Linked DNA regions of Homo sapiens: region 2 is linked to region 1. A link is an interaction called in ENCODE POLR2A ChIA-PET data of the cell type or tissue named here. Cell type or tissue: Caco-2. All regions are shown on one strand.

Evidence for each region. ChIA-PET counts read pairs that join two places held together with the same protein. Peaks named below come from ENCODE experiments on the same cell type or tissue, not always from the same donor. Only the 100,000 strongest peaks of a DNase experiment are listed, where the experiment ranks them.
Region 2: POLR2A ChIA-PET joins it to region 1 with 5 read pairs; 6 of 35 experiments call an interaction of 5 or more read pairs at or near these places.

What each region holds. Positions count from the first base shown.
Region 1 is chr16:58,685,467-58,689,466 of GRCh38, forward strand. No RefSeq gene overlaps it. Among named protein-coding and RNA genes, the nearest start is that of SLC38A7, 2.7 kb to the left of the region's middle. In Caco-2, no CTCF peak of the experiment used is centred here; no DNase peak of the experiment used is centred here.
Region 2 is chr16:58,589,267-58,593,266 of GRCh38, forward strand. All of the region lies in intron 2 of CNOT1 (CCR4-NOT transcription complex subunit 1), which reads right to left. Among named protein-coding and RNA genes, the nearest start is that of SNORA50A, 31 kb to the left of the region's middle. In Caco-2, no CTCF peak of the experiment used is centred here; no DNase peak of the experiment used is centred here.

The DNA of each region.
Region 1 (4,000 bases):
TCTCACTCTGTCTCCCCGGCTGGGGTGCAGTGGCACGATCTTTGCTCACTGCAACCTCTGCCTCCCGGGTTCATGTGATTCTCCTGCCTCAGCCTCCCGAGTACCTGGGATTACAGGCATGCACCACCACTCCCAGCTAATTTTTGTATTTTTAGTAGAGATGGGGTTTCGCCATGTTGGCCAGGTTGGTCTCAAACTCCTGACCTCAAGTGATCCACCCACCTCAGCCTCCCAAAGTGCTGGGATTACAGGCATGAGCCACCGTGCCTGGCCTCCAAAAAGTTTATATAAATTGAATCATACTGGTTGAGTGCGGTGGCTCACACCTGTAATCCCAGCACTTTGGGAGGCCAAGGCGGGCTGATCACTTGAGGTCAGGAGTTCGAGACCAGCCTGGCCAACATGGCGAAGTCCTGTCTCTATTAAAAATACAAAAATTAGCTGGGCATGGTGGTGCACGCCAGTAGTCCCAGCTACTCGGGAGCCTGAGGCAGGAGAATCACTTGAACCCGGGGGGCGGAGGTGGCGGTGAGCAGAGATCGTGCCACTGCACTCCAGCCTGGGAGACAGAGTGAGACTCTGTCTCAAAAAAAAAAAAAAAAATAGAATCATACTGTCTTAATCAGTTAAGGCCGCTATAACAGAGTATCATAGACTGGGTGGTTTAAACGACAGAGATTTATTTTTCACCGTCCTGGAAGCTGTCAAGACTGAGGTCAGAATGCCAGCAGAGTCAAGTTCTGGGGAGGACCATCTTCATAGTTTTCAGATGGCCATCTTCCTGCTGTGTCCTCACATTGCGGAAAGCAGAGAGGGAAAGTAAACTCTCTCTTATTTTTATTTATTTTATTATTATTATTATTTTTAGAGACACGGTCTCTGTTGCCCAGGCTGGAGGGCAGTGGCGCAATCACAGCTCACTGCAGTCGCCATCTCCCAGGCTCCACTAGTCCTCCCGCTTCAGCCTCCCAAATAGTTGAGACTACAGGCATGCGTGCCATCATGCCTAGCTAACTTTTCATTTTTTATAGAGACAAGGTCTTCCTATGTTGCCCAGAATGGCCTCAAACTCCTGGGCTCAAGTGAACCTCCTGTCTCAGTCTCCCCAAGTGCTTGGATTACAGGCATGAGCCACCATGCCTGGTCTTGTTTCTTCTTATAAGTGAACTAATCCTGCGGCTGGGTGTGGTGGCTCACGCCTGTAATTCCAGCACTTTGGGAGGCCGAGGCAGGTAGATCATGAGGTCAGGAGTTCAAGACCAGCCTGACCAACATGGTGAAACCCCATCTCTACTAAAAATACAAAACAAATTAGCTGGGTGTGGTGGCATGCGCCTGTAATCCAGCTACTCAGGAGGCTGAGGCAGGAGAATTGCTTGAACCCAGGAGGCAGAGGTTTCAGTGAGCCGAGATCGTGCCACTGCATTCCAGCCTGGGTGACAGAGTAAGACTCTGTCTCAAAAAAAAAAAAAATAGTACTAATCCCATCATGAGGGCTTTAATTACCTAATTACCTCCCAAAGGCACGTCTCCAAATACTATCACGTTGGGGATTAGGGTTTCCACATATCAGTTTGGGATGAACACAAACATTCAGTTCATAGACCACACAGTCTGTAATTTTCTAAGATTGCCTTTTTTTTTTTAACTCAGTAAAATTCCCTAGAAGAGATTCATCTAAGCTATATACGTCAACACAGATAGGTTTTATTGCTGAGTAGTATTCAGTGGTATGTATGTACCACAGTTTACTTACCCATCACTCTTTGAAGGACATTTGAATTGTCTGCCTTTTTTTTTTTAACATAGCTTTATTGAGGCCAGGCATGGTGGCTCATGCCTGTAATCCCAGTACTTTGGGAGGCTGAGGCAGGCAGATCATTTGAGGTCAGGAGTTCGAGACCAGTCTGGCCAACATGGTGAAACTCTTGTCTCTACTAAAAATACAAAAATTAGCTGGGTGTGGTGGTGCATGTCTGTAATCCCTGTTACTCAGGAGGCTGAGTCACGAGAATCACTTGAACCTGGGAGGTGGAGGCTGCAGTGAGCCGAGATTGCGCCACTGCACTCCAACTTGGGCAACAGAGTGAGACTCTGCCTTGGAAAAAAAAATTTAAAAAATAAGAATAGTTTTGTTGAGATATTCGTATGCCATAAAATCCACCCTTTGAAAGAGTCCAATAAGGTGCATTTTAGTTTCTTCAGAGTTGTGCAATGATGACCACTATCTAATTTCAGAATATTGTGATCACCCTCCCCTACTAAAATCCTGAACCCATTAGCAGTCACTTCCCATCTCCCCCTCCACCAAGCCCCTGGCAACTCTGAATCTACTCTTTGCTTCTGTGGGTTTGCCTATTCTTGACCTTTCATATAAATTGAGTCACACAATATGTGACCTGTTCTGTCTGCTTCTTTCACTGAGCATACTGTTTTCAGTGCTCATCCTAGTTGGAACATGAACCAGTATTTCATTCATTTTTATTGCTGAATAATGTTCTGTTGTATGGCTATACCACATGTAGTGTGGCAGGTCCCCCATCAGGTTACTTGGAGGTGTATATCCACTGCTTGAATCCTGAATGCTGGGTGGTGAGCCAAGGCCATGGTGCCCAGCCTAGGAGCAGATATTCCTGAGAACTCAAACATCCTGGAGAGGATCTGAGAATCTACCAAGGAAAACAGTCCCACTGCATACACGCAGTAGGCAAAGAGCTAGAAAATTAGCTTAAAAATGGCTTAGAGATGGGAGGTGGCGCGGATCTCTAGCACTGTCCTGCTGCTGTCAAGGAGTGTCCCGTATGTAAGTCCTCAAACTCATCTACTCGCCAAGCTGGACTTGCCTGAGTCATTCTCTGGTCTCTCAACTGCCTCCAAGTTTGGGGGAAGGTTTTTCGTACAATTCAGTGTTTTTCTCATTACACCACATTTTTTTATCTGTTCAGTAGTTGATATTTGTGTTATTTTTTCTTTTTGGCTACTGTGAATAATGGTGCTGTGAACATTCATGTACAAGGTTGTTTTATTTGAGATGGAATTTCGCTCTTTTTGCCCAGGTTGGAGTGCAATGGCATGATCTTGGCTCACTGTAACCTCTGCCTCCTGGGTTCAAGCGATTCTCCTGCCTCAGCCTCCCGAGTAGCTGGGATTACAGGTGCCCACCCCCACGCCCAACTAATTTTGTATTTTTAGTAGAAATGGGGTTTCATCATGTTGGCCAGGCTGGTATCGAGCTCCTGACCTTGGGTGATCCGCCTACCTCGGCCTCCCTCATGGACTAGTTTTTGTGTGGACATATGTTTTCATTTCTCTTGGGTATACATGTAGAAGTGGAATTGATGGATCAGATGGTAACTCTATGTTTAACCTTTTAAAAATTATTTTATTGGCCGGGTGCGGTGGCTCACGCCTGTAATCCCAGCACTTTGGGAGGCTGAGGCGGGTGGATCACGATGTCAGGGGATCTAGACCATCCTGGCTAACACGGTGAAACCCTGTCTCTACTAAAAATACAAAAAAATTAGCCAGGTGTGGTGGCATGCGCCTGTAGTCCCAGCTAGTCGGGAGGCTGAGGTAGGAGAACTGCTTGAACCTGGGAGGTGGAGGTTGCAGTAAGCCGAGATTGCACCACTGCACCCTAGCCTGGGTGACAGAGCAAGACTCTGTCTCAGAAAAAAAAAGTATTTTGTTATTATTATTATTATCATTTTAGAGACAGGGCCTTGCTCTGTTGCCCAGGCTGCTGCTCAGCACAAAATCCTGGGCTCAAGTGATCCTCCCACCTCAGTCTCCCAAGTAGCCAGGACTGCAGATGTGTGCCACCATGTCCAGCTAATTTTTAAATTTTTTGCAAAGACAGGGTCTTGCTGTGTTGTCCAGGCTAGTCTTGAATTCCTGGGCTCAGGCAATCCTTCCACCTCAGCCTCCCAAAGTGCTAGGAATACAGGTGTGAGACACTGTGCTACTCCTACAACTGTTTTGTATATTGATCTTACACCCT
Region 2 (4,000 bases), 96 kb before region 1:
CTTTGGGAGGCCGAGGCTGATGGATCACCTGAGGTCAGGAGTTCAAGACCAGCCTGGTCAACATGGTGAAACCCCGTCTCTACTAAATATACAAAAATTAGCCAAGCATGGTGATGGGTGCCTGTAACCCCAGCTACTCGCGAGGCTGAGGCAGGAAATCACTTGAACCCGGGAGACAGAGGTTGCAGTGAGCTGAGATCGTGCCATTGTGGTCCAGCCTGACCAACAAGAGTGAAACGTCGTCTCAAAAAAAGAAAAAAAAATTGTTTCCTATAGTCAGTCACTGGCAGGAAGAGAAGAAAAACTACAGTAATTTTACCATGCAACTCTGTACTTTGCTCAACATCTACACCAAAAACACCACATGGCATTGATCAAATGTGTAACAAAAGGTTTTTTTTTAAGGCAACAATTTTACGTAACTCAAATTCTCTCTGCTAACACAGCTGTAATGCTACGTGGCACAGCCTTAAATGAAGCTGCCATAAGATCCGACTTCAGTGATTTAGATGCTGCCCTTGAGCTCAGTTTCCTGCCCTTCCTCAAATTTACCCATGTTTGTTTCTATTTGTTATTCTTTCTAAATGAAAAACTCCAGATGGCTATACATGGTTTGTTCTTTCACTTCATTTAGGTTTCTACTCTAAAGTCACCTTATCAGTGAGGTCTTATTACCATTCCTAAAACAGAAATATGACCTGCCCCAGCATCACTCCTTATTCTGCTTTACTTTTTCTCCATAGCATTTACCACTACCTGCTAATTTGTTTATTGAAATTTTGTATAGCTGTGTTCACTTCTGCACATCTAGTCTAGAAAATAATTGAGCACAGTGTATGTGCAGAGTAATCACGTTTGCTAAGAGCCACATACTACCTACACGTTGGGCTACATATTGCACTGAGCTTTCCTGGCTTAATCTTCAAAAACTGCTAAAATTTACCACCATCTATCCCCACGGATAAGGGGTTGACATATTTAAAACAGACTCCTTGAGCCTAAAATCCAAGTCTATGAGTTGAAGAATCTGGATTTATAGTCCAACTTCAAAGCCTATGATCTTCCCACTATATCATGATAATAACATGAAAGCTGTCTAAGTTCTTAGCTTATTTCAGTTTCCCTTCTCTTCATTCAGAAAATATGGAAGTTAAGAAAGACCATCTCTACCAAAAAAAATAGCTAGGCATGGTGATATACACCTATAATTTCCAGCTACTTGAGAGGCTGATGTATGAGAATCGCTTGAACCCAGGAGGCGGAGGTTGCAGTGAGCAGAGATTGCACCACTGCACTCCATCCTGGATGAGGGAGTGAGACTCTGTCTCCAAAAAAAAAAAAATAGAACAGAGTCTGGGTGCAGTGGCTTACACCTGTAATCCAAACACCTTGGGAGGCTGAGGCAGGAGGATCACATGAGCCCAGGAGTTCAAGGTTACAGTGAGCTATGATGGTGCCACTGCACTCCCACCTTGTGGGGACAAAGCAGCACCCTGTCTCAATAAAAAATAAAACAAAAAAGAACAGAATTAACTATGATCCAATTAACCAGATCTCTCACCCTTGAAAAAATACAATAATCTGGTTCAACCTACACTTGCTGAGTATATGCTACGTACTAGTCTAGGTGTAAACACAGCAGCAGAGACTAATAGGTTCCAAATTCTCACAAAGTCAATTTTTGTGGGAGAAGTACAGGCAAAGAATTTCTGACAACATTATCTGTTAACAAAAAGAAAGTAAAACAGAGCTTGCTAACATTGATGCAGGCGGTTACCTCAGAGAAGCCTTCTAAGGTGAGACCTGTGAGCTGAGACAACCATAGATACAGGTGAAGAAAGAACAATCCAGGGAGAAGGAAAAACCTAGAGTGCAAAAGCACAGAGACAGAAAAGAACTCTGAAGATCAGAAAAAGGGTCAGAGGGAATCAGAGGGCCAGATCATGGTTAATGAATACACTGACTTGTCTGAGACTGTGTTATCAACCTAAAAAAATAGAAGGCACATTTCATCACACAGTCAATGGCCAAAGAATAAAAAAGTTTCAAGTTTTTGTTTCACTAGGATCAGCAAAGATTTACTAAAATCCCGTTATCCTTACATTTGTTTCTGTAACTCTTAATTTTTTTCCCATGCAGATTATACAATAAAAACCTGCAATGAATATTTTTAAGAGGCAGAATATGTTTTCAAATTTAACTATGCGCCGGACTCGGAGGCTCATGCCTGTAATCCCAGCAGTTTGTGGGGCTGAACTGGGCGGATCACCTGAGGTCAGGAGTTCGAGACCAGCCTGACCAACATGGTGAAACCCCATCTCTACTAAAAATACAAAAATTAGCCGGACGTGGCGGCATGCTCCTGTAATCCCAGCTACTCAGGAGGCTGAGGCTGGAGAATCGCTTGAACCCAGGAGGCAGAGGTTGCAGTAAGCCAAGATCATACCATTGCACTCCAGCCTGGGCGACAAGAGCAAAACTCCGTCTCGAAAAAAAAAAAAAAGTTAACTATGGGATACTCCATTATTCGTGTGGCACATAGGTTTGATACACTCTAAGTCTTAATCCTCCCTCATGTCTTCTTTAGGTCAAATAGTGCCTACCATTCCATATGATTTTTTTTCAACCATTCCATATAATTTTCGAAATCTCTGACATCATAGACTTATTTGCTAATGTCCCTCCTAATATGTGGCTCCTAGATCACAATGTTTTACTACAGCCATAAATCGAAACATTATAGAAATATTGCCAAAAGCCCTTGATATACTTAATTTTTCATATATTAAGATTTTGCTACCAGATTTTAAGCTGTTTAATACAATTTTTTAATTATTTTACTCGTCTCCCCTTCCCAACTGGTAGAATGGTTTCTATTTTAAGCAAAAAAGTGTAGGGCTTAATTTTAGAGGATAAATATAATCTTAACATCTTTGTAACCCAAGATTTTGTTTATAAAATAGTTTTAGAAGAAACAGTTGCTCCTGGTGAGGAGCAGACAGCATGGCAGCATAGAAGAAACATTCCATTCACAGCCATAAAATGTTTGTCTTTAATTACTGCAAAACTGACTTAAAAAAAAAAATCTTCCCTATTAACACGGTATTAAAAATACTGAGTGGCTGTAAAAGCAATTGTTAAATTAGAAAGTTATTATATAAACAAGCTGGGTGTGGTGGAGCACAGCTATAGTCCTAACTACTGGGGAGGGTGAGGCAGGATGATCACTTGAGGCCAGGAGCTGGAGGTTGCAGCGTGCCATGAATGTGTCTGTGAACAGCCACTGCATTCCAGGCTGGTCAACACACCAAGACTCCATCTCCCTAAAACAAACAAAGTAGTCCAGAGAGGTCCTTCTTACCACCTCTAAAAATGGGCCAAATTCAGATTTCTCTTTGAAACTGATAAATTCAGAAATTAAAATGTTTAGGACCGACAAATGCCCCAAAACATACAAATATCCTCTGTTCAAGTGATGAATCTGCAACACCAATGAGCCATGAAAGAAAAAAGTTGTCCATTTAGAGACCCACATCAGCCCACAGAAATAGCAGAATGGTCAAGAGTATAGAGCTGAGGGAAGAATCAAGATCAAGATATCATTTAAATATCTGTGATTAACCATCTAGCCAAAGGAGTGTGCCGGAAAAGCAGAATGCAGAAGAGGAGGCGGCAACCATTACCAAAGCTGAAAACAGAAAGGGGAGACTACCCTCAACATACTCCTCACCCTCAAGCATGCCCAAGATTGTTGATGTGAATAAATAATTGGGTCAATTCAAAAGTAAAAACACAAAGAATCAGGATGGAACCTATTTTAAGAAACTGTAAAACAAACAGCAAAAACAAAACACAGGTTAAGAATACATATTTCGGCCAGGCGCGGTGGCTGATGCCTGTAATCCCAACACTTTGAGAGGCTGAGGAGGGCGGGATCTCTCGAGGTTAGGATTTTGAGACCAGCCTGGCCAACATAGTGAAACCCAGTTCCTACTAAAAA